2 separate regions of the Homo sapiens genome follow, and region 2 is linked to region 1. A link is an interaction called in ENCODE POLR2A ChIA-PET data of the cell type or tissue named here. Cell type or tissue: CD4-positive, alpha-beta T cell. All regions are shown on one strand. Links, peaks and the distances in the headings refer to the core of each region. The heading gives the core; the rest is flanking DNA. Region 1 has its middle 160 kb from the start of LINC02295. Region 2 has its middle 49 kb from the start of LINC02295.

Evidence for each region. Peaks named below come from ENCODE experiments on the same cell type or tissue, not always from the same donor. Only the 100,000 strongest peaks of a DNase experiment are listed, where the experiment ranks them.
Region 2: POLR2A ChIA-PET joins it to region 1 with 13 read pairs; 3 of 35 experiments call an interaction of 5 or more read pairs at or near these places.

Annotation. Positions count from the first base shown.
Region 1 is chr14:98,284,924-98,301,528 of GRCh38, reverse strand. No RefSeq gene overlaps it. Among named protein-coding and RNA genes, the nearest start is that of LINC02295, 160 kb to the right of the region's middle. In CD4-positive, alpha-beta T cell, for the core only: no CTCF peak of the experiment used is centred there; no DNase peak of the experiment used is centred there.
Region 2 is chr14:98,176,585-98,193,189 of GRCh38, reverse strand. No RefSeq gene overlaps it. Among named protein-coding and RNA genes, the nearest start is that of LINC02295, 49 kb to the right of the region's middle. In CD4-positive, alpha-beta T cell, for the core only: no CTCF peak of the experiment used is centred there; DNase peaks (open chromatin) are centred at 5,702 and 7,974; H3K4me3 peaks cover 571 bases; H3K27ac peaks cover 7,116 bases.

The sequences.
Region 1 (16,605 bases), core at 5,106-13,105:
CCAAAATGAAATCTAACTTTGGAGTCTTTCATGAAAATGAATCCTTAGCAGCTCAGATTTTTCAGAATTAAAAGAGTCCTGAGAGATTCTCACTCCAGCCTCTCAGTATATGGGTGGAGAAATTGAGGCCAGGTAGGGGTGAAACATAATCCAAAATCACAAAGCCCTTAAATCTCAAGAAGAGCAATAAGCCCAGCTCTGATGGCTGGTCTCATATTTTCCTCTCACTTCTAAATCCAGGCGAGGCCTCCTATCTCCATCCAATGTATACCATGTTAAGCACTCTGTTCATGAGAGTACTTCTGGGAAAACAGTCAATCTATTATGACCAGGGTTTCTAAAATTCTACATATAAACAGTAGTTCATCAAAATGAGTACAATCCTAAAGGATTTGCAAGGTAACAGAGGAGAAACCGGCTTTTCTCGGATATTCAAGTCCCACTGCCTCCTTGCCAACTTCCTGCCCCAGCCCTGAATAATGTGAGCATCGGAATCTCTCCCAACTTATTTTCATGTTCAAGTCCTCCTAGATTTCGTGTCTGGCTCATGTACCAACGCTTCAGAAAGATTTCCTAATTTTTATCAACAGAAGCAATCTGTTTCTTTCTATAGACATAAAATTGTGTTTGTGTTTCTCTTAGAAGTCATCAACTTCTGTCTTGTGTTAGAATTGCTTTGTATAATCTTTATGTCCTCTCTATTCATCAGCTTTGCTTTTGTCACAAGCAGCCCCACAGTCTCAACAATGTATATTAACATTTATGTCTCATTCATGTTATATGTAGGCTGCTGGTTGGCTCTGCTTTAGTTTGTAGCTCTGTGGGGTGGAGCTGAATCTAATGTCTTCTCATTCTGAGAGACAGGCTGATGGAGCAGCATCTCTCTGGGACATACCAGTGTCATGGAGGAAGGCAGAAGTGTGGTGGAAGAAACTTTCCATGTCTTTTAAAGCATTTGCTCGGACAGTATATACTTTTTGTCTCCCATATCCCACTGGCCAAGTCCAAAGTCAATGAGGTATGAACTTTATGGCTTCCACCAGAAGGAGAAGCAAGTCACATAGAAATGAGTGAAGATGTATGACGAATTTTGCAGAAAAATTATACGATCAATCACATCTTACCTACCTAGTATTGAGCTCTTGAAAAACAGAGCCTGAAAACAATCCCTTTCTGACTTTCTTAAGATCTAGCACTGTGGCTAATGGACAGTGAGTACTCAGTCACTGTTTGAGTAATGAACAAACATTCTTCAAAAACTACAAGGCAGCCTATTGTCATATGAAAAATCTTCAAGCGATCTAGATTTTTTATTCCCTATGTATTTCTATTTCTAGCCAGTTATCACTTTACAATGAAGCAAAATTGTCCTGATCCAAAAATTTATCCAAAGTATTATATTACTTTTACAAAAATGTAGAACACAATGATAATAACTAAAATGTGTATGACATTTTCTAATCTATTTAGTGTGCTTTCTCACAGTAAATCAAGTCCAGAAAGCTGTGTTTTAGGCCCTTTATCTCTTTGAGTGTTGGTTTCTTCTATGAAATGCATGGTTTGTCTAGGTGGTCTTCAGGTCTTCTCTGCCAATTTCCTGGCTCTTAGGCTGGAGCATTTCAGCAACTTTGATGCTGCCATAGGACTTGTAAACAGTCAGCTTCTTTGGGAAACCACAGGCACAGGTAATTTTAACAACAGTGGCCACAGCCTGGCTGTTTAATCTCAGTCAAGCCTCTTCCCTTCCTGTGCCTCAGTTTCCCCATGTGTAAATTGAGAATGTTGGGCAAAATAATCTCATAACTGCATTCCATTAGAAATAATTTGCATTCCTAATAAAATTTTTGTTGCAGCTAATCATTTTGAAAAGCCAAAGTGTGGAATTCACTCTGATTGGCTCTATCAAGTTGGCCAAAGTGTTTTATTTTAGTGGCATGACCCAGAAAAAAAGAATAAGTTTGATTGCTCTGCCTCAGTTAGCTGAGTGTTGGAGTCAAATAGCCATTGGAATTCTTTTCTTTGTTTTCAAGCTTTTTGTGAATTGATGGTTCCATTTTTGTCCTGAGAAGATAGTTTTGTCTACGACGTGAGCTGGCTGCTCTAGAGACTTCCCGGCTGGGAATTTGGGTGGATTGTTCTTTTCTTCTGCTCCAGTTTGTGAAAAATACTCCAATTCAAGCAGAGTCCTCCATGTCTCTGAGGTTGCATTTTCTCATCCTCACTCTATTGCCAATAGCAATGGTAATTATTTCTAATTCTGATCTCTGAGGGCAAATTCTTCCTCTTGGTACTGACTGCCAAATCCTCCCATTCCAAGAGCAAGTGAACAAATGACCTGATGAAGACTTCAAAGGAGAAAAGCCAAACGCCAGACAATTACATCTGCAGCATGCGCTAGAGCCTGGGCCCTGTCTGTGTCACATTAGGTCTGTGCACCTGAGGCACCTCTTCCTGGGTAGCTGGTGCTGCAGAATATTCTCTCTGTTGACCTACATACTCCCATGCCCATGCTCCTTAGCATAGCCAAAGCATAAGACTGACCCACTTACTTCAGAACAGTTTTCATTATCTAATAGTAGGTCTCAGGACTGTCTCAAGAGCTTTATCACATACTCCTGGCCCCTGTCCCAGAGATTGCAACATAATAGGTTACCCTGATAAATATTTAAGGAATTTCCAATGTAACTTAACACACATCTTTTCATAAGGAAGGTGAAATGTTATGCATTATATTAATCTAAGTTGACACCCATAACCTCATCTGTGAGGCTGCGGACAACTTCCAGCAGGCCTCACCCCAGATCTGGGTTCAGCCATCTTCTGTGGCACATCCACGTCAGTGAGCCTGGCTCCAAGGCACCAGCCCATCGGCTCTCTACACCCTGCTACTCTCTGCAACACTTCCTGCGCTCTCTGCAACACATGCTTCTAGAAAGACAGCTGCGGTTTCTATTAATTAATTCTTTCAAAACATATGGACCTACCCTTGAGTAGAAATTCTTGTGTTTTCTCCGAGGAGCTTCCAAGAAGATACAGGACTTCAACTAAACAAACAGGTAGTGGGAGGAGGAGGAAATTAAAAGGAGGAACAACATTGATGGAGGAGAGAGCTAGTGGAGATGGAGAATGATGCAGAGACCAGGAGGATGTGGTATTGCAGATGTATAGAGCTGATGCTACCTCTACCAGGGAGCTCTCCTTGATTCTCAACTGGAAGTCACCCTTTCCTCAGCTAAATCCTGACAACTCTTTATCTGCCTTCTCCTATGGCGTTCAAAACGCTCTGTTTCATCATATCTGTGCTCATGGAATGTTTCTACCAATTTTTACTGTACCCTTAAAAAAAAAGAAGCACCATGTTAGTAATGTGGTTAAAAATGTGCATAGATTTGGAATCATAAAGTCCAGGTTTTAGGTTCAGGATCTGCTTCTTAGTACTTTTGGGACTTTAAGAAACTCTCAATAAACTCTTTAAGTTTTGGTTTTCTTATCTATAAATTGAGAATAACAACAACATTAAATTCAATGATTGTTAAAACAGCATATCGAGACAATGTATGTAAATGCCTCACTCCAGCATCTGCCACATGTAAGCACTAGGAGTTTAGCTGTTACTATTTTAAGAAGAAGTGGTATTGGTTTTCTGCCTTCACTCCGGAAATCGAAATATTTAAAAACGATTTCAGAACTAATCTGTCTAGAGTTATTTCTCAGACATATCACAGGCCTTTATGTGCTGGGTGCCCCTCCTAGGCAGCTGTCTTCCATGCGGTGACTCAGGGACCCACACAGTTTCCTTCTCGTGACTATGCCATCCCCTTTTTCAGAAGCTACCCACAATTTCTGATTTGTGAAGAGAAGAATGCACTGGACAACGGAGACAGGCAGGAAGGGAGCTTCCACGCACATCCTATTGACTAGGACTCAAGCACATGAGTCCACCTAAGAACAGAGGCAGGGCTGGTTCAGGAAATGCCGGTGTGTGCCACTAGCCCTGGAACATCATCCTTTAGGACAATCCACCCATTATTATTTTTCTATGATAACACTGATGTCTTAGCAGATTAAACAATTTGGCCCAGGGCATGGAGTGAGTAGATGAGGTGTGTAGCTTCGCTTACAAACACGGAGCCAATGCTGTAGCCTTGGCTCAATGTGATCACTATGAGGTGAGCATGCATAAACTGCTTTCCATAAGCTGGGCATGCTTTAACTCCTTCATGTCCAGGGTATTCACTGAATCCTCACAACAATCTCTGAGGCAGGTGTTGGTGTCATCTTCATTTTACAGATGAGGAAACTGAGGCTCAGGTAGGTTAAATAATTTTCCCAAGGTCACACAGCTCAATGAAGCAGGGCAGAGATTTGAACTTGCAAAGCCCTTACCCCCCACCACAGCACCATGCTGCCTGAGGGTGGCCAGAGCTCGCCCCCCACCACGGCACCACGCTGCCTGAGAATGGCTGGAGCTCGCTTCCCACCACAGCACCACGCTGCCTGAGAATGGCTGGAGCTCGCTTCCCACCACAGCACCATGCTGCCTGAGAATGGCTGGAGCTCGCTTCCCACCACAGCACCATGCTGCCTGAGAGTGGCTGGAGCTCACTTCCTTTATTGGAGTCTCCTGGCATGGGACAGTTGTCAGGGAATCCCTAGGGGGTGCAACCCTCCTGGCCTTAGAATCAGATAAAGGCTCCTGAGGAGCCCATGTGCAGGCACCAGGCTCCAGCAGGAGCTGAGGGTTGGGGAGTGGGTCTGGCTGGTGAAGGGGAGGTCACATGGGCAAGAGCCTGACTTCAGGTCTCCTGGAAGTACAGCTGCCAGTGATAGACTGTGTGTTCCCCCAGGGCTAAAGGTTGGGGGAAGAGGGTAAGTGATATTCACATGGTTCCTTCTGAAAAACTAAACCTAGAATCTGGGAGAATTGGGCAGATTAGAGTCTCAAGCTCTGTCTTTCTCTTAACTGCTGTGGGATTAAAAAATAGCAATATTGGTTAGGCTGATTTATATGAGAACAAAAACATCTCTCCCCAAATGCCTCCCTAGATTGGGGCTCTTACCCCAGGGTGTCTATGAGTGGGCTTCAGAGGTCTTTGAGAGCCTTTTTAAAAGTCTCTGACTTTGTGAGACTTGGGGTAGTTGCATTAATAACTTTTATCAGATTCTTTCAGGATCAGCAACCAAAAATGGATAGATGAATGAATGAATGGAAATTTTCAAAACCACTGCCTCTGTATGTCCTTCAAACTACTGAATAAGTGCTAGCAGCTGCCATGTCAATCACTGATTAGCAGGCTGATCCCAGTTGACAATCGGGTGGGGAAGAATCAATCACTGATTAGCAGGTTGATCCCAGTGGATAATCGGTCAGGGAAGTAACGTGGGCTCTGTATCGGGCCTTTCCTGCATTGCTATAAAGAAATACCCGAGACTGGGTAATTTATAAAGACAAGAGGTTCAGTTGGCTCACAGTTCTACAGGCTGTACGGGAAGCATGGCACCGACATCTGCTCTGTTGCTAGGGAAGCCTCAGGAAGCTTTCACTCATGGCAGAAGGTGAAGGGGGAGCAGGCACCTCACAAGGCAAGAACGGATGCAAGAGAGAGAGGGGAGACACCACGCACTTTTAAACATCCAGATCTCATGAGACTGGCTCACTATCTCAAGGACAGCACCAAACCATGCAGGATCCTCCCCCAGGACCTAAACACCTCCTACCAGGCCCCACCTCCAACACTGGGGACTTAGAAGGGACATATAGTCAAACTATATCAGGCTTATACATTGATTTCTCAAATGAGTATTTACAAAGCAACAATTTTGTGCAGCTAGGGATGAGGGTGCTGGGGATGAAGGAGTAAAGAGGACAGTGAAGTTCCCCTCGCGAAGCCTGTATTCTCGTTGTGGAGACAATAAATACACTTACAGCCAAATTCATAAAATAATGTCAGGTAGTCACAGTGACTAATTAGGTGACATTAAAGAAATCAAGTGATAGCCTCTGAACCTTCAATTCTTCATCCGTGAAATGGGGATGCTCATGCCTTCCCTGCCAGTTGCAAGACTGTCATAGGAAGCAGAAGAAAGCAAAAATAAGGGGGAACCCCGCAGGTGAAAGGGCTCCCATTCACCAGGCACCTGTGAGCCACCGGTGCAATTGGCGCCCTTCAGGGGATAACATGTACCTTTCCCAGCAGCAGCAGCTGGGTAGGAGTAGCCTTATTCTGTAGATGAGAAACTGGCTCAGAGAGTCTGAGCGATATGTCCAGGGTCACACAGCTGGTGAATGATGGAACCCATGGTTAGGTCAATGTCTATAAGGTTTCCAGTATGTGCCTTTTTCCACTAGGCTTCCGCTTACTGCTTTGAGGATGGAGGTAGAAGAGTGTTCCATGAGGGAGCAAGAAGGTAAGCATGGCAGGGGCAAGTTCAAGTGTTTGCTCACCCCTTGTCTGTCTTGAGCACTAGAACAAGGTAATGTTAATGGCTCAGTCCTTATTTCCACGTTGTAAAGTGAGGGTGCCGATACAGGTTCATCAGGGGCTAGGGGTCCCAGATTTTGAATTGTAATGTGGTCAGCAGCTTCCAATATGGCTTCCAAAGACATCCACCTCCTGGGGTTCATGTCCTTCTGAAATCCCCTGGTCTTGGGTGTGGGCTAGATCGACTCACTCCCAACTAATGAAAGACTATGGGGAAGGTGATGGGATTTCACTCACACAATTAGGTTACGAAGACCGGGACTTCTGTCTTGCTGCTATTTAGCTCTCTGGTCCTTCTTACCTGCTTACTCTGATGGAGAGAGTCACCTGGGAAGGAGCTGAGGGCAGCCTCTGGCCAAGAGCCAGTGAGTAACTAAGGGTGTCAGTCCAACAGCCAGTGAGGAGCTGAATCCAGCCAGCAACCATGTGAGCGATCTCAGAAGAGTATGCTGTCCCAATCAAACACTGCGATAACTATGCCTCTGCTTGTACCTGTACTGCAAGCCTGAGAAAGACCCTGGGCTGCTACTCTGATCTCAGCCTCTTAAGAGACTCTGAGGCAGAGGATCCAGTTAAGCCAAGTTCAGATTCTTGACCCGTGGAAAATGTGAAATAACAAATGCTTTTTGCTTTACATTGCTAAGTTTTGGTATACTTGGTTAAGCAGCAATCAATAACAAATAGGCAATAAGTGCTCATATAGTATACTGTGTGCTACCTCCAGCGGGGTCTGGGAGAGCGCCCTGTAAACTCATTAACATTTCTGTACTCAAAACTATGCTTAGTGCCATTCCGTAGGATAAATGAAGATTATAAATGACATCACATTTGTTCAGTTAAGATTTTGCCACCACATACGTTTGTGCCAAATTTATGAACAAACATCTGGCTTTCAGAGGATTCTGAATTTCAGGATTTCAGATAAACAGTTGTGGATTTCTTGCACATCCCCCAAGGATGTTGCTATGATTCAGTGACAACGTATTGAGATAACACACTTCACAAGCTGCAAAGACCCTTTGGTAGCTGGAGCCTGCTGTGGCTGATGGTGAGCTATCAGCCCTGAGTAGACATGAGCTCCTCCGGATCAGACTCAGACCCTCCACCAGGCAGAAGAAACCAGGAATGCAGAGACCCACACAGGCTCAACTGGTCCCATTGCACTCCTTGCCAAGCTGCTGCTGAAAGAAACTTTTATTCAGTAAACATTTGCTCAGCACCTGCCATGGAGCATTGTTTCGACCTAAAAGAAGGCATGAATGATTCACCAAAACCAGGATCCAGGCCAGGGCTTGTGTGAGTTGCTCCCTGTTCCAGGACCTGATTTCCAAGAACAAAATTCAATTCTGCCAGAATGTCATCAGAAACCAAATTAGGAACTTACAAGACCACATGGTGTGCAGGAAGGTGGGGGCCACACGACAGGGTTCTTTGTTTCCGTACGGAGCATGTCCACACCAGCTAACCTGCCCAGCCTCCTGGTAGTGAAGTCGCTGAAGGAGAGGTCCAAGCCAGCCCTTATCAAATCCAAGGCTGAGTCTAAAGGGGGTTGTGAGGTTTTCACTATGTTTGGGCATCATACTTCTCAAAAAGGCTGCCACCACACACTGACCATGTCTACGTTAACTGTGAGATCAAGTATTACAAGGTGATCTTTACTGACTTTCAGAAACCTTCCCACCTCATCAAGGATTTTATTTAAGGTACATGCATTTTAATGATTTTAGTATTTGGGAGATGAAAAGGAGACCATTCCTGGTATTTTTTTTTTTTAATTCCAAGCTTCAGGCTGAATTTTTGGTTTTTGTTCGTGATTTTTTTTTTCAACAAAAACTAGATCTTGTTGCTATCTTCAGTGTACCAGTGACTCTCAAATAGCCTTGGAGTTCTTTTTCCCACCCTTATAAATTGACATAAGAAAAAGCTCCACATTTTCCTGAAGTCACCCTCAGAATTCACACACTCGCCAAAAGCTGACTTCGTTTTTCAACCCAGAGTGGAGTTTAAGAGCTCCAAGGGTTGGTTTTGGCAGTGGCTTAATTGTAATACTGAAACGTCGCTGCAGGCAATTTTCTTTGATTTAATTAGATGAACTGTGTTTTTTTTTTCTTTTTGCAAAAAGGCTTTATTATGTAGAAATGAAATATGTATAAATTTAATTTTTAATCTTGTCACTACAGTGTAGGAAGGAGCAAGCCGATTCTTTTAATTTTCCCTCTTTGTTTAAGAAAAAAATTAAATTAATTCAAGTATTTATGAGTAATTGATTTTACTTTTTGCACTGTAGTCAGAAGTGAAAGAGTTAAGACTGCCCAATTTATCCCCAATCTAAGACTCCAATATGACTATCTCAATATGTAAAAGCTAACACTTTTACATATGGGTATATGGGTATAGAGAGTCCCCTATATACCCATTTCTGAGAATACAGCAGGTTTGGCCACGGTATTGACACCATAGTTTAGTGAGGTATAGAATAATCCAAAACTATGCTTTAGAAGGGAAACTAGGTGGCAGAGGAGAAGGAATGACCTGGTTGCTTAGTCCTTGCAGGAATATTCAGAACTTACTACCTGTCCTGGGTGAGTGGATTTAACCCTAAACTCCAATTGTTGTACTTCTAATCATTGAGTCATTCTTGCCCATTCCTCTGAGCTCAGCCTGGCATCAACTCAGGGTTAGTGGTGGGAAACTGCTTTGTTTCTGGAACTTAGAAGGGCTAACACTGTGCTTCGTCAACTGTGGTGTGCCCGATGATCTGAAAAATGGTGGAAGAATTGTGGGACATCCAGCAGGTCTGGGGTGGGGGCAGGAAGTGGCACCTGGTCAGGTGTTTTCCTACAGGGGACTAGACAATCAGGCCCACAGGAGGGGTGTGTACTCGTTGTTGTTTTTTGTTTTGTTTTGTTTTGTTTTTTCAGACGGACTGTTGCTCTGTCGCCAGGCTGGAGTGCAGTGGTGCGATCTCGGCTCACTGCAACTTCCACCTGCCAGGTTCCAGTGACTCCACTGCCTCAGCCTCCTGAGTAGCTGGGACTACAGGCACCCGCCACAATTCCCCGCTAATTTTCTGTATGTTAGTAGAGATGGGGTTTCACCATGTTGGCTAGGATGGTCTCGATCTCCTGACCTCATGATCCACCCGCCTCGGCCTCCCAAAGTGCTGGGATTACAGGCGTGAGCCACCGCGTCTGGCCCTGTACTCTTTTCTCTCTGGGCAGAGCCTGCAAAGGTGGCCCTGCAGTTTTCAGCAGATCCTTCTGCCAAATATTCCTTTCCATCCATGTCTTCCTGACTCTGTTTTGCTGGGTATATAATTATTTTGTGTGCATATTAAAATACATAAACATGTATTTATATTATATATATAAATTATTTTATATTCTGACATAATTTTATATTATAACATATAATATAAAATAAATATTAAAACAGACTTATACAATGATATTGCATATACAGTCTATTATATACATGTATGAGATGCAGAGTAAGAATGCAGAAAAAAACACATTGGTGCTATTTTTGTATGTAAGTTTCTGTTTTTTTGGTAAGATAGTTTTAAGCTTTAGAAAAAAACAATTATCCACTTAGGTCAGGGTTTCTCAACCTTGGCAATCTGGACACTTGGGGGTGGATAACATTTTGGTCACTAAGGGCCATCATGTGCAATGTGGAATGTTTAGCAGCATCTTTGGCCTTTACTTACTAAATGCTGGCGGTGCTTTCCTCCCAAGGTTTGACAACAAAAAAAGTCTCTAGATATTGTCCAATGTCACCTGAGGGGCAAAGTTGCCTCTGCATGAGAACTACTGAGTTACACCAAGTCCTAAGATGCTGACCAGGCCCACCAGAGCCCAGCCATCCTGGGGACACACCGGCTCAGCCTGAAGCCCTCTGTGTTAGGACTTATGTTCCCATATGCTGGACTAGGAAAGGGAGGCGCTAAGAAACCTCTTCTCTCGAAGAAAATAAGATTGCTAGTAAATGGCAAAAATGGACTTCAAAGCAAGGTAATATTTCTGGTAAGTTCAAAACCAGACTTCAACCAGGCACAGTGGCTCACTCTTGTAATCTCAGCACTTTGGGAGGCCAAGGTGGGGGGACTGCTTGAGCCCGGGAGTTCAGGACCAGCCTGGGCAACATAATGAGACACTCATCTATACAAAAAGTTTAAAAAATTAGCTCGATGCTGTGGTGCATGCCTGTAGTGCTAGCTACTCAAGCAAGGTGGGGAGGCATTGGTGCGGGTGGGGGACTGAGTTGAGATCACTTGATCCTGGGAGGTTGAGTGAGCCATGAGTCACTAAGCCTGCAGTGAGCCATGATGGAGTCACTGCACTCTAGCATGGGCAACAGAGTGAGATTCTGTCTCAAAAAAACAAAACAAAACAAATACACACAGACACGCACACAAAAACAAAAAAACAAAAGCTGAACTTCAAAAATTAGTATCTTTCCACAACAACAAGTATATACAAATAACAGATGTTTCCTGTGGGTCCAAAATCCTTGAATGCCAAACTCAGAAGGCTTGCAATTCATTGAGTGAGACACGACATATCAGAAATGAGTTTCAGAGGATGAAGCTGGGAGTAGCAGTCAGGGCAGCAGAGAGGTGTTAGGAAGAGTGCTAAGCCATTTGGGCCGCTCAATCATTTATGGTTTCTCATGGTAAATATCAGTGGCCTTTGACAATTCCAGGCAGGTGGGAGCTCCATCTCCTCCTGTGAGTGCTGGTTGTCAGGAGCTAGAGAGAAGGCACCTCCCAGACTACACAGAAAAAGGGGTCATCAGCAGGAAGGTGCAGTGGACCCAGTTTCTGAGAGGTCAGCTGTTTAGCACTGGTGAGGCATGCTGTGTTCCAGGGGCAGCATCCACCAGATCCAGGCTGACTGGGTGGCGGGTTGCTCTGCAACGTGGGGAATCAGAATCAAACGCACTGCTAGACTAATCCAAGACCTCCACCTTGACGGTGCACCAGTGTGAGCTGTAGCTTTTGCCGGGTCCAGAAACCATGCCGGTGCCTACCCACTGCTGCCTGGACAGTCTTTCAAGCCCCAGCCATGTTTTGAACACCTTCCCTTTGAACAATGGAGACTGATCTGTAACTTCCTAATGCAGCTTGGCAAACACTGCAGTGAACATTTAAATAAAGGACTGCGCATGCCGGCTCACGCCTATAGTCCCAGCACTTGGGAGGCCAAGGCAGAACAATCACTTGGGGCCAGGAGTTCGAGACCAGCCTGGACAACACAATGAGACCCTATCTCTACAAAAACCACAAAAAATAGGCCAAGGCAGGTGGATCACGAGGTCAGGAGATCGAGACCATCCTGGCTGACATGGCGAAACCCTGTCTCTACCAAAAAAAATACAAAAAATTAGCCAGGTGTGGTGGCAGGCGTCTGTAGTCCCAGCTACTCGGGAGGCTGAGGCAGGAGAATGGCGTGAACCCGGGAGGCGGAGCTTGACATGAGCTGAGATGGCGCCACTGCACTCCAGCCTGGGCAACAGGGTGAGACTCCATCTCAAAAAAAAAAAAAAAAAAATAGCTGGGCATAGTGTCATGCACCTGTCGTCCCGGCTACTTGGGAGGCTGAGGAGGAAGGATTTCTTGAGCCCAGGAGTTAGAGGCTGCAGTGAGCTATGACTGCACCACCGCACTCCAGTCTAGGCAACAGAGAAAGACTCTGTCTCAAATATATAAATAAATACATAATAAAGAAAAAATTAATGCTATTTGAAGCTCTCACTTTCCCTGGGAGCTAGACTAGAGTGAGCTTACTAGCAAATGCATCTCACTCTTTATACTGGGTTATTTTCAGTAAAAGGCAGACAATTTGATTTCGTGGTTGAGATGAAGAGAAGAGATGAGGAGGACTTAACGAAGCCTGTTTCCAGAAACTGGGGCATTTTAAACTCCTTTCCATATGAGGCAAAGGGGGCCCAGAAATATCCGATGACCTGTCTGGTGTCACATGGCTCATGAAGAGGCAGGGTAGGCGCTGGTTCCCAGGCCCCTAAGCAGCCAGCCTTATCCCACTGTTTACTTCCAACTGCCCTGAATTTCCTTGGAGTCGGCAAGATGGCTGGAACACTCCCAGGCATGTGGATCACTATGGATCACACCCTCCCTGCCCCCTCCCCACCTCCGCATGAAGCTTCTCTTTTCCTGGCCCCTCTAAAGGCCTCCCCCATGCAAACATCCACATGAAATTACTACACTTATAATCTGTCCCTACATGTAACACTTATCTTTTTAAGACATGGTCTGGTGGTTACACACATGATATTTCCCGCTTGATGCATTTTCATTTCCCACCCTCTGGAAAAATGCTATTACGGGAGTTTGCTGTATTTGGCTAAATACTGGGTTTATTAAAACGCATCATGTTTCTCTGACAATCTGATCGGCTGTGGGGACTGAATGGGCATATTTAACCAAATTGAAAGCACACATTATTGACCTAATAGATGAGAAGGGGGATTCTCACACATTGAAGGAGAGATTGATTGGCACTAGGGTAGAAAACCCCTCATAATTTTCCTGAAGCCACACAGTCACTATGTTTCTTGCCTCCCCCATTTGGATTTGAGTGCTTGGCCTAAGCAAATTTTAGTTAGGATTTCTTTAAGTTTCTCCACTTGTAATTAAATTAAGCTGTGGCTTGGTTTTGCCTAGAGTCCCAGGTGCCAACCCAAAGCATCTTTAAATGACACATTTTACGAGCATACGTGGGGTTTACAGTTAAACATGTCCATTGATGGGAATCTGGTTGAAGAGTTTTCTCTCATCCTGAAACTCAAGACACCAAATCCAAAGGTGGAATGAGGAGCTGTGTGATCCATGGTTGTGTTTCCTGCTTTCTGAGATGCTCAGGGGGAACCGACCATAATTAGTTTGTATTTGTCACCAGGGATGTTGCCACTCAGAAGGAAAACAGTGAAAGAGGGAAGTCACCCCAGTCAAAGCCCCCCTAATACTCACAGGGAATTTGAAACTGTGGGGTGGCACTGAAGACCCAAGAGGAGCCGCCGTGGAGAGTGGAGGCCCACAGGGAAGAGGATGGGAGCTGGTCCTGTGTCTGCTGCTGGTTTACTGTGGGGCCTTTGCAGGTCAACTCACTGAAGATTCCTCAACTCACAGAATGGCTTTGGACTGACCATCCAGGCCAGTTGGGCCAACGGGTGTTAACGCATACGTAAGAGCACAGATTGTGACTCACAGGCTTGACCCTGGGTCTTCCAACCAGGCTTCAGCTTTGAGCAGATCATGTAACTTTAAGCCCAGGTTTTTGTGTCTTTAAGACAGAAATTAAAATTCTTACCTCAGTAGGTTGGTATAAGAAATAAAAGATGTTTAAACTCGAATCTTAACCCCAAGATGATGGTCTTTTGTGCAGAGTTCAGGAAGATTATTGGAAGATAGTTCTGCAGTGTGAATGAGTCTGAATGAAATTACCCCCACCTCTGGGATTCCACTGCCCAGTGGCCTCCAGTGACTTTCCATTATCCAAAATTCAGGTCCACAGATTTTAGTGGGAATGAGAATCATGGGAGCTCAAAGAATGTGACTTCCTCCTGCTCTCAGGCAGGGATTAATTTGAAGATTGGCTAAGGTCAGCTATCTGGATTTTAAGATGACTCTTTGAGGTGCAAATGATCTGCAGACTATCTCTATGAGACATGCTTCTAGAATAAAATGCATGGTTTCTAAAGCCTCCTGTAACCTGGTCTCATGGTACCCCTCACCTTTACATCCCGCCCACCTTACACACACTGAATATCTGTTTCCACACTCACTCAGCTTTGCTTTCATCCTCACACATGCTCATGTCTTCTGTACTCATTGCTCTTACACATACCTGAAAATTACTCCACCTCAAACCTGCCTGGACTATGCCCTCATCATCTAATAGTTTTATGGGGTACAATTTTGTCTGCAGGTTTCTTTCTCACTACTATGGTTTGAATGAGTTCCCCAACATTTGTGTATTGGAAATAATCCCCAATGCAATGATATTGAGAGATGAGACCTTTTCTTAAAACAAACAAACAAACAACAAACAAAAAACACTTTTATTAAGTTCAGCGTACATGTGCAGGTTTGTTACATAGGTAAATGTGTGTATGGGGGTTTGTTGTGCAGACTATTTCCTCACCCAGGTATGATGCCTAGTACTCATCAGTTATTTTCCCTGATCCTCTCCCTCCCTACACCCTCCATCTTCCAATACTGGTGAGATTATGAAGAATAAAGGAAGCTTATACACTGTTGGTGGGAGTATAAATTAGTTTAACCACTGTGGAAGACAGTGTGGCAATTTCTCAAAGACCTAAAGACTGAAATATTAATATTATTCCACCCAGCAATCCCATACTGGTTGTATACAGAAAGGAATATAAATTGTTCTATTATAAAGACACGTGTGTGCATGTTCATTGCAGCCCTATCCATGAAAGCAAAGACATGGAATCAACTTATATGCCCATCAGTGATAGAGTGGATAAAAAAATGTGGTGCATATATACCTTGGAATACTATGCAGCCATAAATAAGAACAAGATATGTCATTTGCAATGGCATGAATAGAGCTGGAGGACATTATCTTTAGCAAACTAACACAGGAACAGAAAACCAAATACTGCATGTTCTCACTTACAAGTGGGAGCTAAATGGTAAGAACACATGGACACATAGAGGGGAACAACACACATTGGGGCCTATCAGAGGTGAGACCTTTAAGAGATGATTAAGTTGTAAGGGCTTTGCCCTCATAAATGGATTCATACTGTTATCCGGGAAGTGTGTTCTTTATAAAATGAGCCTATCCCCTTTTCTGTTCTCTCTTGCATGTCCTCTCTTGCCCTTTGGCCTTCTTCCATGCAAGAAGGCCCTCACAGGTTGCCAGCACTTTAGTCTTGGACTTCCCAGCCTCCAGAACTGCGAGTAACAAATTTCTGTTCTTTGTAAATTACCCAGCCTCAGGTATTCTTTTATAGCAGCACAAAACGGACTAAGATACTCACCGAAGACATTTTTCTGTTTGCCATTCCTCAGCATTAACATCACCTGTAGGAGTAGAAAGTTTTTTGGTCGTGTTTTAATTTTTTTAAATAACCTGAAGTCAGTACTTGCTAGAGTCAACTGAAATGGCCCTGTTTACATGGGACCCGAGGGCCTTTTTCGATGGTGGCAGCTTTTGAGGGCTAGCCTGGAAACCTACTATCACTTACAATATGGTTCTGCTGGGTAATGCATTCTGAGTTCCAACTCATTATGCAAAATAAGGCAGAAACATGCCCTCCCTTTTCCTCTGACCCCAGTAGTGGGGATCCTATCTTCTCTCCTCACTGCTTCCGCATTGCTTGTGGCAGGGAGAAATGGCACGTTGGTCCTAACAATTGCTCTGTCCTGCAATTGCTATGCAAGACACAACAACTGGGGAGTGGGAGAGAGCAAGAAGGTGACCATGGGAAGATTGGATCTCCATGGCCCACTTGTACATCTACTCCTGAGTTGGAAGATGAACATGTTTGTATTAATAGCTCCCCAAGTTTTCTAAATGGGTGAAGAAAAAGCAAAAGTAGTCCAGGTAGCGTGGCCAATAAATGGAGAAGGTTACCTGAGTATCTGACATAGGTGAGTCACTGGGCTAGGAGCTTTCTATAGGGTATTATATTTAAGCCTCAAAATACCCTAGGAGGTAGGCACTTTTACCCTTATTTTATAGAAGAATGGTTGGGGACTCTGTGAGATAAAGGAACGTGCTTCAATGTCATCAAGCTCTGAGTGGCGTTTGGCTTTGAATCTTTGCCATACCCTCCTCCAAGTCTACACTCATTACACTAACTTAGGAAGTAGATGCTCAAGAACTTGTTCAGTAAAGAATCATAGACTCCAATAATGAAATAAGATGCTGCCTTTAATAATAAGGTATAGAAATTATTTATAAAAAAGAATGATAATGATTTTTGTTTTTTGTTTCATTTTGTTTTGGAAAGGGGATGATGTTTTTGATTCAGTAAAAAAAACAGGTTATAAAACAGTCTGTTCTATATAAAACGCATGCATGCATTTTAAAGTATGTGAATCAAAACCGAGTAAGGATTATATTGT
Region 2 (16,605 bases), core at 4,736-12,735, 110 kb after region 1:
GGCAGCTCCAACATGACTTTCCTTCTGGAGTTTGGGCCACCAGGAGTGGGCGTACTTCTGCCTGTCACTAAGCAGACATGACATGAGTGGGTACAACTGACATGTTTTTTTTTTTTTTCCTTTTGGATGTGTGGGTGCCTGCAAGATTTTCTTTTCTTCCTTCCTTTCAGAAGTGCAGCAGGGAGAATGCCAATCAGGAGTTGGTGGTTCCATCCACAGCCATTCAACCGGCCACCCTGACTGAGTTCCTCAAATCATAGACATCTATGACACTGTGGCATTGAGATCTGACAGTATGCGGCTTCCTCACTCTCCCATGTTGGAGGATGCTCAGAGTGCTGCCGGAACAGGACACAGAGATAGCACAGATCTTTCTACTAATAGAACACCAATACTGTGGAAGACTAATACTAGCACATACTATAATAAAAGTAGGGCTTTCTGTTCCTGTATACGAATGTTTTAGCTTACATTTCACTTCTTTCACTTTCTTCATGGAAAGCTTGCAGCCTCATCTTCCCAATATAGTTAATATTCTCTTTACACTTCCTGCGATGGCTCCCATCCCATTCCATGCTTTCCCTTCCACTGCATGCCTTATGCATGTCGGTCTATGTTCAATGTCTGCGTTTGCCATTAGACTATGAGCTTCACTAGGAGGAAGAGTGAGTAAGTGGGTCTTATTCATCATTGTCCTCTCAGTGTCCAGTATGGTTCCTGGCATAGAGTAGGTATTTAATAAATACATGTACAATTGAAATAGGATTCAGTATTAACTTTAATGACCCCAAAGACTTCTAAGTGATGCAAGAGAGATCTTATTAGTCTAATTTAAAGATGAGGAAACAGGTTCAGAGTTGGTGACTGGGATTAAGCCAAAGCTCTAGAGCCTATTTTCTAACTCATATTGATATTTTCGGGGAAAAAAAATATGAAATTTTGGTCAAGACCAGAGAAATGTTTGATATTCATTGTCTGTAGAATGAACATAAAATGGTCTTTAACACTTATATCAGGCAACCAATTTAGGAAGCTATAAGTCATTGCTCACCTATGTAGTTTGGAAAGAGCCTTGTGTATATAGGCAGTCAACAAGAATGGGTGAATGTACCTCAGTTTCCTTTCTGTACAGTAGAGGCAAACATATTTCCTATACCTAGTTTACTGTGTTGGTCTCAGGAGTGAATGCGATATTAAGGGTGCAAAATTTGGGGAGACTATCTCTGTCTTAGGTGATGGGCATTTACTGAAATGCCATCCCCATTCCATTTTGAGAGCCTGTCTCTGTCATAGTATAAGGTGTGCCCATCTATGCCCCCTTCCCAGCCATGATGTTCTCTAGTTTCCAGAATGCTGGGTCTCTAAGAATTTTATTTTGAAATCTTCATCTTGACCTGGTCCTAGACTCTATCCCTTTATGTTTATGGGCCAGGGTGTGGGGAAGGTGCACTGGATTTGTCTTTGGGATTATCTTGCCAATCTGCCAAGAAAAATAGTTGTCCCTCAGAAAGGGGAGAAATTTAGACAATACATGTTCTCCTAATGCCAATGTTTATTGGTATCAACTAGCTCTATACACACATTGGTATGCTACCTTCAGATCCCAACATTTCTGAGGCGATGGATATAATTCTACAATCTTGGAAGTTTCCTTTTTTAAAAAAAACAGGTGGAGGCTTTTCAGCAAAATCCAATTCTGCCTAACTATGTCTTTTAGCTTGCTTCACACATTTAAAAATTTAGAAAAGTGTGTCCCACGCCCAGGGAAATTTGCCCCAAAGGTAATAGAGATGACTCTATCTTGATGATTGATTGATGCTGGGGTGAAAGATCTATGCTGATCAATTGTAGAAGAAAGAGTTACCTCTAGAATGTTCAATATTCTCAATGGGAGTTTCAGTTCTAGAATTTTATTCCATATCATGTAATGCCAAGATTAATCATAAAAACAAATATTTATTTTCACAAACATCTCTTAAATGTGTACAGTTGACTCTCCCATTTACATAAAAATTGGAAGCTCAGCTGGGATTTCTGCTGGATCCAGGGGTCAGACTAAGATTAATACCACACTACTAGTGGCAACTGTCACTGCCATTTCTCTAAGTCCTGTTTTGTTTAGAATCTTGAATTACTAGAATCACTGTAACTTCTCCCCTTCTCAACCTCTTACTCGCAAGAGCTCTTTTGAGCAAGTTTTATAGCTTCATCTTATCCACCCTTTGGTTATTGGAATCGGGTAGTTGCTTTCCGGCTTCTATTTGAGAAAAGAGATCTTCCTATCTTTTGCACCTGGGAGTGTGTGACTTATTTAAGAGCAAGTTATTTGATGAAGTGCACAGTTCACTAGACCTCCTAATACCCTAGAGGGATAATTCAAAAGCTGTATCCAGATGGGATGACGTGGACACCTCTTACATAAGACCACGGGAGATAAAAGCTTTATCAATGGACTTTATCATTCATTGATCAAAAGTCTTCTGGCAAACTTCCCTATCATCCTGTAATGACATAGGGCCATCTTAGAGACTTCAGACAAGGCCCATTTGAGAATCCATGATGGGCAGGTATCTGGAAACCAGGCAACATACGCCTTGGGCATCTGATTCTTTCTTCATACTTTGAATCACTTATGCACACCTCAAATAATTGAGCATCTACTATGCTCCAGGAGGCATTGTTTAGGTACTGAAAATGCAGAGGTAAATAACATTATTTCTGCTTCAAAATAACCTCAGAGGTAGTCAAACATGGGTATAATTAACCAGAATGAGACACATTGACTTATTTTCTTATCAATTTTCTCTTCACTTCATGCATGTTTTAGACTCAAATTCTTCCTACTCCTCACTGATACTGATGGCAATTTTGGCAGAAAAAATGAGAGCAAGAGCAGTAAGTAAGAGGAGCACCAAACCAGAAAGTATCAGGAGGCAGGAGTGTCTGTCCTACCTCTGTCCTGACAGGACATGAGTGTGGCCATAAGCCAGTCAAGTCATGGCTGTAAGTTTCATTTCCTTAGCTGTAAGATGGGCTACTGGTAACAGCTCCTGTTACTGAGTCAAAGGGGTTGCTTATATGTGAGAAAGCTTTGAAAAGTCTCCAATATAATGCAAATATGGGCAATTATATTAAGCAACTTCATATAGTCACATGCAACTAACTTTACCGAAGCAAACTGAAAAGGCATGAAGACACAAGAAGCCAATGGCCATTGAATCTTCTGCTAATCTTGTGAAACACAAAAAACTCCTCTAAGAAAATGCACAAACCTACAACATTTTGCAGAAAAAAAAAGTAAGGGTGTTCACAGACTTCCTGGTAGCCCATTTATGGAACATTAGAGAGCTTGTGGTCCCCATTTGGAAGCTGTCAGGTCGAAGGCAGTATCTTCGGATCTCAGTAGGCAGGACCAACCTAACCTAACGAAGAAAACCTCCCACCCACCTAGAAATTACCGAGCACCTAGAGTCGAGCCCCTTCTCCATCCTCACTGCTGTGTGTATCATGTGTATTTACACCTTACCGTTTCTTCTAGTGAAACAAAAGAACACCATCTGCCCAACCACATTCCGCTTCCAGGAAACTGAAATGAGAGCGGATGTTGTCTTTCACTGCTTGTTTTCATTTTTTCTTTATCCTTTTATGTGTGCCTCTATTTTTGTTATCGCACTCTTAAAAGAAAAGATATACTTGGAGCAATTTTACCTCACATTTCTCCCTGAATTTTCCTAAGCCTGGACATCCTTAGGTGCCAGATGCCTGCCGCACAGGAGAAGTGGTGAGTACTCCTGTGGCCATTTACCAAAATAAGCTTTGAATCACCCAGTAAACACTCCCTCACACCCCTCCACAGCAAGGGCCATGTCTTATTCCCCTTCTGTCTCCATTCCATCAGTTCTTAGCAAGTAGGGGTTGAGAATTTGAGACCAGGAACAGGTCAGGAAATACTGTGGGTGAGAGGCCACAGGAGACAGTTCATCAGAACAAGGGTGCCAGGGTGTGGCCTTCAAGAGGGCCTTCCTGTGAAAAGCTTATTGACAGAGGTTCTTATGACAGAGTCCCTGAGAAGAAAGGTCCATAACAGGGTAAATAATTCCCCCAAGGCCAGAAGGACTTGGGATTCTGCCCAGATTAGAAGCTCAGTCCTACCCAGAAGAACAACAGCAAGAGATTAATTCATGAGCAGCAGGTTTAGGAATCAAAGTAGACAGGCAGTATTGCCAGAGTGCATCAGAGAATCGCCTATGAAAGACAGAAGCCACAGAACATGGATAGAACTTTGTCACTGTCCTCCATTTGTCCATGCAATGTTTTAGTAAATGAACTCCTTGGTGGATAACCACTTAAATGAGAGTCTACTGACTTATTTTCGAGGGACAACGAGCAGGAAAAGGCTGGCAGACTGTGTCTATGAAGAGAAAAATGTTCTCTTTCCATTAAGGCTCAAGGTTGAGAATTAAATTAAATAGACAGCAGAAGAAGAAAAACCCAGTTCTATAATGGTGAAAGAGCAAGGCATGTGAACCCACCAATATTAGGTCTCAAAGAGATAATATCAAAAAGAAGGCCAAGGGTTGCAAATAACAAATTTAGTCTTCTGAAAAGTCCACAGCAATGTATCTTTTTTCCCTCCAAGATGAGCAAGAATTTAATCATTCAACCAGTGGCCTGGTTCTTGGGAAACACTGCCAAAAATTAAAAATTAAATGGATCTGGGGACTCGGTCTTGTTCTTCAAATTAACTTACCTTTTAAATGACCATTTATACCTCACAGCATGTGAGCCTATTTTTACCAGCAATGGAAACTTCCTACTGCTAGGTGTTGGGGTTACATTGATGAAGAAGACAAATTTCCTGATTTTAGGATGCTCAGAGTCTCTGACAAACTTCCAGGCTAGTGTGCTGGACTTCCCAAGATCACAGCAGATAAAGGCTGACTTTTTGTGTGCATGAGACTGTTTTTGTCCCAAGAACACCCCTTAAAATATTCAATACGTTCTTTTATTTATTGTTGGGGAAAGCAAAGCAAAAGGCTGATAGCTCAAGAATAGAGAAGTTCAGCTTTGATAGACTCTTATTTTCTCCCTTGTTTACTGAACATATCTAGGTGAAACAAACAAACAAACAAATCAATCAGGGGCTAGATTGTATTAGCCAATGTCTTTCTGGGAGAAAAAGAGGGTGCCGACCTATTTTCCGGTGTTTATGTAGCTATTAATAACAACTGCTTGGTTTTGCTAGGATTTGACTTCAAGGCAAATTAGGAAAAAAAAGACATTTTTCAAGGAAGAGAACACTTTTTGTGGTAAGAGAGGTGATAAAATAAAGATTCATCTAATGTAGGGTAGCAAATAATTGACCTCCAATTCCTTTCAAATAACAATGATAGTAACATGTTTTCTCTGTGTTCAGAACTCTCCCTTCTGAGCACTTCCCAGACATTAACTCATTTAATCCACACAGCACGCCTGGGCTCCAGCCGTGACTCCACCCCACAGTGGACTCCTGGGTTGGCGTGTCCACCAAGAAATCCAGGATCCTCAGCTGTCCAGGGATGTTGGACTTCCCAAAAGGATCTCCCCACAGAGATCTTTATATCCTCCTAGTTATTTTCATCAAAGTTGTATGAAAATCCATCCAAGGTGGAGGAGGGGAAGAACGAGGGCAGGAAACAGGTCTGGTTTTGTGACTACATGTGGTCTTAGCCCTAGTTTGCCTTCTTATGAAACAGGTGGGGAAAGTCACAGAATTGCAGAGTTCATGGGTGCTCATGGGTGTTGCAGGTTTGCAGGAAAGGATCCCAGAAGAAATCTCCCCAGGAGTCATGTAGCTTCTTTTCCTGGGGGCAGGTGGGTGTGCCATTTGCCACAGACAACAGTGTTTTGATTGTAAGGAAAGAACCTTTGAAAATATTTTGAATTAACTTTTTTCTGAGTAACTGTGCTTCCCCAGCCCAAGTGGAGGGGTGAAAAAAGGCAGAGGTCCTAGTTCCATAGCCTCACTCATCACATCATTCAATATCTGTCTGTCCTCAAGGAGAGATTATTGGAAATTCTTTCATAGCTCATGCTCCACTCTTTTACATTCATATCACGCAAAACAGAACTTTTCAAAGAGCTCATCTCTAGGTCAATTGTTCACTCCTCCCTTTAAACACCATGATATACAAGAAAGCCAATGTTGTTTGAGAAATGAACGCCTAGCGCAAGAAATGCACTCTTGATAACAAAGCTCTCTTTTATCAGACTATAATTAATGAAACTTCTTTCTGTCTTATGGAGTTACCTTGTTAGTCCCCATAAAACTCCGTTAAGTAAAGACATATCATTTTTTGTAGCACCAAGACAGGATTTCACCAATTGGAGGCTGATTCTTCACTTTATGACTTGATTTTTTTTGGTAGCACTGTATGTATTCTCTCATTGGGTCTAAGCATTTTTTTTTCTGGAATACTAAAGTATATTTAAATGTAAGAGAACAAGTCTCTGAACAAGAGGCTTTTTAATAGTTCAAGTTTTATATATGAAATGGTCCCAACTTTAGTCCATCATTTTTATTCTAAGGAAATATGCCTGGCAAGGACACTAGCGTTTCTGGACCTAGCTAGAGGGAAGAGATATTCTAAGACACTCTAGAACTATCTTTTTTCTCCTTTCTAGAGAGCCTTGGTAAATAGTTTATATAAAATATTTTTATGTTCATTGAAATAGCAAACACCCTGTGTGACCACATTAGATAAAAATGCAGAAATGCCCAGGAGAAAACCTCCAAGCATGTGATAATATGACAAATGCCAATGACAAGTCAGGACGCATTTCAAAACCTGCTCAATCCTTCTAAAGTCCATCTGAAACCTCAGTTTGGTTTTCACTCTCATATATATGTGTATATACATACATGCACATGCACACACACACACACACACACATACGCTCACTCCCACTCCTTTTCCAGTAGCACCAGTGTTTGTGAACGTCAAGAATTAAAGACAAAGTGACATTTCATACATCAGATGGGAAGTCCACTAGCTTATGTAATAAAGGGGGAAAAAGGTCCTTAAATTGCACTAATATACTGATTTTGTTAACCTGATTTGAATTAAAGCAAATAATCAAAATTGTGTTCAGCTCCTTCTATCAGAGGCAAACCAAAATTGGCTGTAAACTGTTTTGAACAATGCATTTCAAGCCTCAGCAGAGGGTGTCTTATGATGCAGTCAACCAGCCTCCTAAATGGGGCTCTGAGCTGCATTTCTCCTTCCACTACCTGTCCGATCTGTCAGGCAGGAATAGCCCCTATAATCCAATATGCCAGGTTCTCTTTGGGAACAAACCTACCAGGATTCAAATTCCAACTCTGCCACCCTCTCACTGTGAACCCTCGGGTATGTTTCAGAGCCCCTGAGCATCTCAGCATCCTCATGAGATACGTAGGACATGATGTGAAAAGCTTGCTGTATAGGTCGCCTTCCATAAATGTGAGCTATTACCATCTTCTAGTTTTTATTTTCCTGGAGGGATCATAATATCAAAATATAAGTTACCTGATTCATAATATCAAAATATAAGTTACCTGATTCAGGTACACATGATTTGATTAAAATATATGCTATCTCATCAAAACGAGCTCAAATGCCACCTCCTCCAGTAAGGTGTCCCAGATGCGCAGTGAGGGGAAATCTACTCTACCCTCTTTGATGATAACAGTGGTACCATTAGCACCTCTCTTGTAGCTCTTATCCCACCTGCCTTCTTGAGTCCCGGGAGTGTTGCCAGGCTCTCAGGGCATTCCTGACAGCGTGGGCTGCACCTGCTCACCTGTGCATCCCCCCAGTCCCAGCACCGTGCTGGGCACAGAGGTTCCACTCATGTGCATGTGTCAACTCGACAGCCAAGCAAAAGCAAAGCCAGCCCTGGGTGCAATGAACGGTCGGCTAATGTCCTGTGATACAGGCAAACCGGCATGTTTCTTCAGCCCGTTGAAATGTGTGCTTGTTTTCATAACTGACTTCCTGCTGGGGGTAAAGTTCTTGCAGGCAGAGTCCATGGTTGAAGCTGGGAAGGGCATTCATCTTTTGGACCCAGGGCCTTCTGTGGCTTTTTCTAATGGATGGTCACTTAATCTGCCATAGGCATCAACATTACAAACAACCACCACAGACCTCGTGTTTTCTTTCAGTTAGAGTTACAAAGAAAAAAATAACTGAACAGAAAATAAATTGTCACCTGCCATGAATATCATAAAAAAATATTGGTGGAGGGTGGTGGGAGAATCCTCAAATAACAACCCCAAAAAGAAATTTCAGCTTCTAGTATGAACATGATTTAAATTTTCATGAACAAATCATCTGATTCTCACAAAGGCAGCAGTGATGAAAAAAAAGTAATAAACCACGGGGGGTTGGGGGAGAATCTGTGACCCAACAGGGTCCCCCAAAGGACCCCTCTGACCAGGCTTTGGTGCATGCTCCTTGTCTCAGAGAGCACCTCCTGCACTGGGCTAATTATCTTTTAAAATTCATATCTGGAGCCACGATCTGGCTCGTGGGATTAAGCACAGTATGCTTTGCAAATTGAAAATAAGATAGCTGTTAGGAATATACACTTGCCTCTATGATTACCGCGGCAAACAAAGGCAAAACATTAATTTACATCTATTATAATAGAGAAACAAAGCTGGAGATATTCCTCATATCGCAGGCAAGAGATGAATTTGCAAAGGTGATGTTCCCAGAAGATGAGGCGGGTGATGGGCTACAGAGGTGTGGGGCTTTAGGGACAGCATTGAGAGACCACTGAGTCCTTTGGAGGTCATTATGTCCCCTGCACTCACCTTTTAGACAAGGAAACGGGTTCAGACAGAGAAAAGACAGGGTCATTTCTACCCAGCCGGCTAGGGGCAGAAAGAACTTGATCTCTGAAATCCATGCTTGATTTTCTAATGAGAGGGTAGCCATTGGATTGTGGTCTTTAATCAGAAGGCTGTTAGGATCACATTGAAACTCCTAAGATAATGTATTTTACCCTACCGAGGCTTTCTTCGGTGCTTCGCATGTTTGAGCCACTGTATCTGCTGTGGTGGGTACTATTATTATTTTTCCTTTTTCACAGATGAAGATATTGACATGTCTGAGGTTAAGGCACTTCCCTACATCCAGTCAGTCAGAACACAGCAGTGCCTAGACTGTCCCGCAGACACTTGATCCCAAAGCAGCTTATGCCACGGTTCCTGGAAGGCCATTCCCAGCTTCTCATTCTAGATGCTCCTCGTTGGGTCAAATCACCTGACAAAGAGCATTTACCAATCTAACAGGAAGAATTTACCTACCCCTCCTCTGGGTCTACCATCTCCCTCTTCACAAATGCCCCATGTGGCATGAGGCATTACTGCTGTGTGTTGAAGAGTCCTAGGGACCACTGAGCTGTGAGCCCCTGAGGGCAAGGACCGCCTCTCTCTACCAGAGCTGCCATGTCTGCCCTCTGTCAGGACTTAGGGCGTGGCTCTGGAAGTGAGACTGCCCGCTTTATGGAGACTTCCTCCTGCTGCATCTTGGCAGTTCTCCTGTTGCTCATCATCCAGACCTTTCATCCTTTCATCACTACACATACATGGTGCCATATTCTACCCATGTCGAATGCCAGCTCCTCAAACACAACCTGTCCACAAGACAACACCAAGTGACTCTCACAGAAAGCACGATCTTAGAGTCTTACTGGATATTGATGAAATTCTAGTGGCTGGTTTGAGGCGGGCCTTACAGTATGATTCTCTCATTAGGAATCAAAGTGGGTCCAGAGATAATAGTTAAAGATTGGTCGTGGGTGTAGCAAGGTGAAGATTTTGAGGTGAAAATTTTCAAAGAGTTGTGGGGTGTAAACTCCAAGTTTACCACTACTTATTGAAGAGTTAGAATAGCTTGTTGTTCTTTTACATGGGTTTTCTTGGAAGTTTGTAGAATAAATAATAAAGGTGTTTACAACTTTTTTCTTCCCAAGCAAGGATTTCCTGGAATTGTGAAATCACATTGATGTAGCCAGGAAACTGGGGCGAATGGGCCTGGTTCTCCAACATGTAATTTATGTAACCTCTTATTGAATGTCATGGCGGGCAATTTCTCTGGGGATTTCTATGCCACCCAAAGGACTTTGGACTTAGGAGGGACAGAGCCTGAATTCTGGTCCCAACAATGTTACTCTCTCATTACAAGACCTCAGTGAGTCACTGGCCCTCTCTGACCCTCAGTTTTCTCCTCTGTCCAATGAGTCTTACAGGCAAGACTACACTTCATTCCACCACTTTATGACTAAGTTTATTTGCCTAAGGGGGAGGCTTGAGTAGTGACCTGACTTCCCAGCAGAGACAGGAAAGAGGAGGAGTGGGGTGGGGGTTGCGGTGGGGGGCATCAGAACAGGAGGAGGTAGAGAGGCAGAAAAGGGCAGGTGAGGAAGGCTCTAGAACAGCAGGGTCACTTTACTCAGGTCTGGGATTTTTAAGTGTTTTATCTGGTAGAAATGCATACAGCATTTACAAATTGGAAATAACTCTGTAAGCTCAGATAAGATTGTAGCGTAATATTGTAGCCAGAAACAGCTCACCACGGCTTCCTTTCAATTAACCATTTAAATCACAGCCCATACAAACCCCAACCCCCACTGCTATATAATAAAAAAAGAAAGTTAGACTAGAGCTGAAGAGTTTTGATTCATGCTGCTGAATATGGAAGATCTGCAATCTTTCTCATGGAGCTTATAGTCTAATGTGACTCTTTGAAAGAACATTCCTTTGGCTGCTGGCAAAGATATCTTCCCCCTAGACCCTTTCCTCCTGAGCTGCATGGTGATTCATTATAGATAACCCCTCCTGATTAATTTTGTTTTGACTTTAACTTTGACATTAAAAAAAAAGAAAGAAAGAAACATAAGAGGTAAAATTCTCCCCTCTAACATTCACTGTGTGACTATTTTTAGCCAGCTTTGGTGTTTGATGCAGAAAAAGGAAAAATCTAAATTTAGAAATAAATTAAATTGTTGATTGCCATCAAAAGTCCCAGCTGTCAGATTAGAAAGTCATTGTGTTAGGCCATTTGTGATAAATAATAAATCAGTGATTTCCTTGAATTCCTTATTTGAGTTCTTTTTCTCTGTCAACTGATGCGTCAGAAGATGCCCAGGCTGGTGAGGCACAGGCTGGCTGATCTTCACCAAAGCCCTTTCAAAGGTGAACATTTGCAGAGGAGTCAGTGTGTTCTGGGCCCCAGCAAAGGGATTGGCCATTTATCTGTGTACCTGGATTGACAGAGGGGGCCTGGCCCAGCTGCCCAACAAGGGGTACACAAGGCTGAGCTTGGATTCTGGTTCCAACTAGTATAGGAACCCAGTGATGTTGTTTATTTCCAGGAGGCTCAGTTTCCAAGTCTATAAAATGGTTTGAACAATGTACATTACACAGGGATGTTGTGTGGAAATTGTGAGCACAGCATGCAACATATGTAGGTGTCAGGATTTGGAAACAGTTATAATTATAATAATTATTAGTAGTAGTGTAGACAGCTACAGTAACTCGATAGTGCAGATGCCACAGGGAATCCGCAGGGAAGTCTGAAAGTGACTTTCAAGTGTGTTCTGTCCATTTTGGCTCAAAGCAAATGACTAAACCGTCTCCCTTACATACACTAAGCTGTGCAAATGCGTGTGAGATCAAGATTCCACTCCCTTTTGTGCTACAAGGCACAGCTGTGTTCTAAATGACTCTCAAAAGTCATGCTCCTGGCTAAAACTCGCAGTGGAGGACTGAAATCAAACCCTTTGAGGAAAAATTAAATGATAGAAACTGAACTGAATGTGAAACTTGGCCAGTTAAAATTAGACAGAAATGTTGGTGAGTGTCTTCCTCAATGACCCTCCCAGGCCCCTGTGTCCTCAGCCTCAGAGACACGCACGCCCTGTGTTAATTTCTCTCTTTTTTGAAGCCCTGTGGAGAGTACAGCGCCTGGACAAACGTTCAGGGAAGAGCATTTAGGGCACTGCATTGTTGGAAGAAATAAATGAAGGAAGAAGGAAAGAAGGAAAAGATCAAGGGAGTGAGGAAGGAAAGAGGAAAGGAAGGGAGGGAGTAAGGAAAGGAAGGACAGCAGAAGAAGAGGAGAGAGGAAAGAAGGAAGAAGGGAAATGTAATAAGTCTCTGTGGTATGAGCAGTTTTACAGTATAGAGCATTATTTTGCAGTTTCTAAATTATGAAGACCTGAGTGTAGACTACTCTGTACATAATATTATGCATATAGAAGGCAGCTGATAAATATCTTTGATTAATTTGGAGGAAATTTTACATTTAAGTTGGGAAAATAATAGCAATTGTTACCATTACAAGCAAACTATTCTGTGTACATGTGTATACAGCAGTATGTAATTGTTTTCCTCAGGCGATTCCAAAGGTTCCTTTAATTTAATAAAATTTTAATTTTAATTAAAATTTAATAAATAGGTCAGGTGTGATGGCTCACACCTGTAATCCCAGCACTTTGGGAGGCTGAGGCAGGCAGATTACTTGAGGTCAGGAGTTTGAGACCAGTCTAGCCAACATGGCAAAACCCCATCTCTACTAAAAATACAAAAATTTGCCGGGCGTGGTGGTGGGTGGCTGTAATTCCAGCTACTCTGGAGGCTGAGGCAGGAGGATCGCTTGAACTCTGGAGGCAGAGGTTGCGGTGAGCTGAGATCGCACCACTGCATTCCAGCCTGAGTGACAGAGCAAGACTCTGTCTTAAAACAAAACAAAACAAACAAACTAAATTAATAAGTAATAAATGAAAGTAAGAGACACTGGGCTCTTTTTAAAAATTGTATTGCTTACATCGAAAGAGTATGACTCGATGATTCAGTATATGTATGCCTGTGAAATAATCACCACAATCAAGCTAATTAACACATCTATCACTTCCCATAGTTACAATTCCTGTGTGCATGTGTGTGTGGTTAGACAATGTGGAGGGGCCTGGAACATGGAGGACATTATACTAAGTGAAATAAGCCAGACCCAGAAAGACGAAAACTGCATGACCTCATTTAAACATGGAATGTAAAATAAAGGTGTCGGTCTCTATCTGTGTTCTGCTCTGTCATCAAGTCATGCGCCTCCTTCACCATCATTGGTTCTGAGTTTCACAGAAGTCCATAAACATCCTAAGCTAGTGAAGAATGGGCCCTGGAGCTCACTGAGAACAGTGGCTTTGGCTGAAGCCACTCGGGACCCTTCCATCAGATGCGCCCACCTGAGAAATCTGGTATACTGCTCAGCTCAGCAACCTCAGGTCTCTGGTTCAGGAAGGATCTCTGAGCCTTCCTTCTCTAGACTGGGGTTGGTGGAGTGAGTTCCTCACGGACAAGTAGTTTCCATAGTGGTTGACATTCTTGTCTAGGGTCACTTGGCAAATTAGGGTCAAGACTTGGTTTAGAAAAAAATTGTTCAGAATCTGTGTTTGTAAGTGGGTGGACTCTTTTGATCAGGTTGCTTCCTTTTGATTATAAAATAAGAACTTTGGGCTAGATCTCTTTGGAATATGATCACTCAGTCATGATGTCTGGATACGCACGTTTATTTCTAGGGGACCTCATAGTATATGCATCTAGGCCAACTGGAATTGGGCTAAACAGAAGTCTAGATTTGGGGGAAAGTTGGTAACCCAGATTCATTTCGTTTTCTCAAGAGGGGCAGGTTGTGCAAATCAAGCTCCTCTGGGGATGGCCCAGAGGCTATGTCTTCAAAGATGGGGGCTGGCAACAGTCCATACAGTGTCCCTGCTTGACTGGAGCTGATGCTTATGTCAGTCTGCAATGTCGGCACCTGCTCTGTCCGGGACCAATGGACATAGGGGGGCCTCTATCCATGTCTGACAAGTGGAGTAATGACCCTTTGCGCTTGAAGATAGCATCAAGTCCATGCTTTGCTTCTTGGTGTTAGGGCCCACTGTGGGTATCACTTGCTTGGAACAAAAAGTTTTTCTGCTTTTGATCATAGAATCAGATGTTTTGCTATAGATATGGGATGAGCCCAGAATAGTCACGCTTATTCTCAGCTCACTAAAGTCCTTTCAATTAGCTATCCTCTCTTTACCTAATGTCCAGAACCGCAGTCCCCTATATATATTTAGACAGATTTGTATCAACATTGCATTGTTACACTTCACTTCTTCCTTTTTTTAATTATGTAAAAAAACCCACATTAAGCCGAATCTAATTACTGCAATGTATATTAGAAGCAGGGCACCATCAAAATTTTATTTAAATTAATCAGGTTTTGATTTAAGATATTAAATTCAAATTAATCATGTAAAAATGGAAATGATCCTTGACGTGCTTCCAGCTGTGACTTCAGTCTGTTTTCTCGTGAGTCACTTTCGGGATGTCTTGGGGGGAACATTACAAAAATTCACGCCGGTGCTATTTCAATTAGAGTTATTTAGCAGGACAGATGTAAAGAATATGGTATAATTAAGAAGGAGTTGACGACATGGCTACAGATTTTCAGGATTAAAAGGAAAAAAAAAATACATGAACTAGAGTGAAAATTGACTACTGGCCATGATGCCCAAGTTCAAGTGCAGGGAGGTTAAGCATTCATTAAAGACAGAAAGAAGATTTGCAGAACCACAGGACTTTTTCTCTGGGGCAATCTGCAGATCCCACTTTGGTTTCAACTTTGAAGTTTCATTAACAAGCCGGTACTAACTGGTATTGCAATTCTTATCATTCCTAAAATTATCTTTCGCTGTGGCAATCATGGCCTTTGACTAATTTGATTCCGGGGCCATCAGAAAGCTATGAGAGTTAAAATAGTACTTTAAGACCCATTTTAAATCCAATTGCATATACCGGCATATAGAATACTACATATAGATATCCAAATATTATTTATGCTCATGAACATATATATTAGGTGTGACTATGTCAATAAATTCTTAAGATGATGCTACTTTTTCATATTTATATATGACAGACTACAAATTGTTTGAACATAGCCCGACTCATTTTTAATAGCACTTAGGTGGAGTGAGTAATGGTCCTCTATTCATGGAGAACTAAGATTGGACTTAGAATGGTTATGTAATTTGCCCAAAGCCTCTTATCTAACTGGACACTAGAGACCAGAACCTGACCATTCTCCTGATCTTCGCACAGCAATTTGTTACTGTGATCCGTATACTCCGTAGCAGTCTCACCTGTAGGTGAATCTGGTTTTCAAGTCTTTAGAAAGCCCCAAGAGTCAGAATACAACTTCAACAATCTGTATGGGGCACACCTGGTCAGAACAAAAATCCTGGCAAGTGTGATCACTGTGCTGGGGCCCCTCATCTGTTTCCAGTGTTTTGGCTGAACCCCAGAGAGGGACTGGGGCAGGGGCTTTCCTACCAGAGGATGTGACTCAGTCTGGGTTTCAGAGTCTCAAATAATCAATATTTCCATGCAAAGAGCAATGCATGTGTCCTTTCTTGCATCCCCTCTGACAAACACTATGCTCTGTCATCTGGGCTCTCTGTCCTGCTCCGACCCCCCTGAGCCCCACAGACCAAGGCTGTACCCCTGCACCCCAAGGCAGCCCACTGAGGTCTGGGGGCAAGTAGAACCTTTTCTCCACTCATGTCTTCAGGTCCCTGGTACAGAGCCTTGACTCCTCCCATCCTACCTTTGACTTGACCCTTACCTCAGGCTGGATTCTAGTGTCTTCAGTTGTCCAGCTGCCACTAGAATGTGAGTTCCCTAAGGAAAGGAACCCAGCCTTGTTTCTCATAAATAAACCCAATTTAATAAAATGCAGAGACTGTAGTTTGTTGGTCTTTGGATGCTCCATAGGCAGCAGGGGACTCAACACCCAGTAGGTACACAGTACATTGTTTAATGAGCAAAAGTGGAAGGAAGAGAAAGAATAAAATAATAAATTAGTGAATGAATGTTTCTATGACTGAGTTTATCGTGGATGTTCACTGTATATTGAAGGTGAAGGTGCCAGAGACTCTCCTCTCTCCCTTATGCCAACACACCTTAAGTGAAGATCCAATCAGGGAAATGGTCCCACACCATGGACATCAACCTGACATGTGTCTGGATTGATTTGAGAGTTGTAGAAAGGAGATGATTCATTGACGGCTTCTGCTTCCCACTCATGTGATATCAATGTATGTAATTCTTCTTTCAAAATCACGTTTCACTCTTTTTAGAAAATGAATGAGGTGGGAGGTTAAAATAATAACCCTCTTTTTTTCTTGGTGGAAAATAGTCTTTGTCAATGAAATGCTGTTGCTGATGGTTCACAAATCCATTCAACCCAAATTAAAGGCGTGTTTCAAATACTAGGAGAAAAATGGTATTTTTCTCTGGCATCCTTTTGCTTGAATTTTTCAATCTCATTTTACACTTGTACGCTAGTACCATGCAACAAGGTGAAGGGGAAGGATTTGAATTTAGATCTCACTGCTCACAGGCTGTGGGCCTTGGATGAAATGCTTGACATCTCTGAGCCCCAGTTTCCTTAGTTGTGAGTGGTCAATTGTTTTGGGGTTCAGATTTCAACCTATCCTCATGCTGTTTCTCGCCTCCTCCTAGAAGCC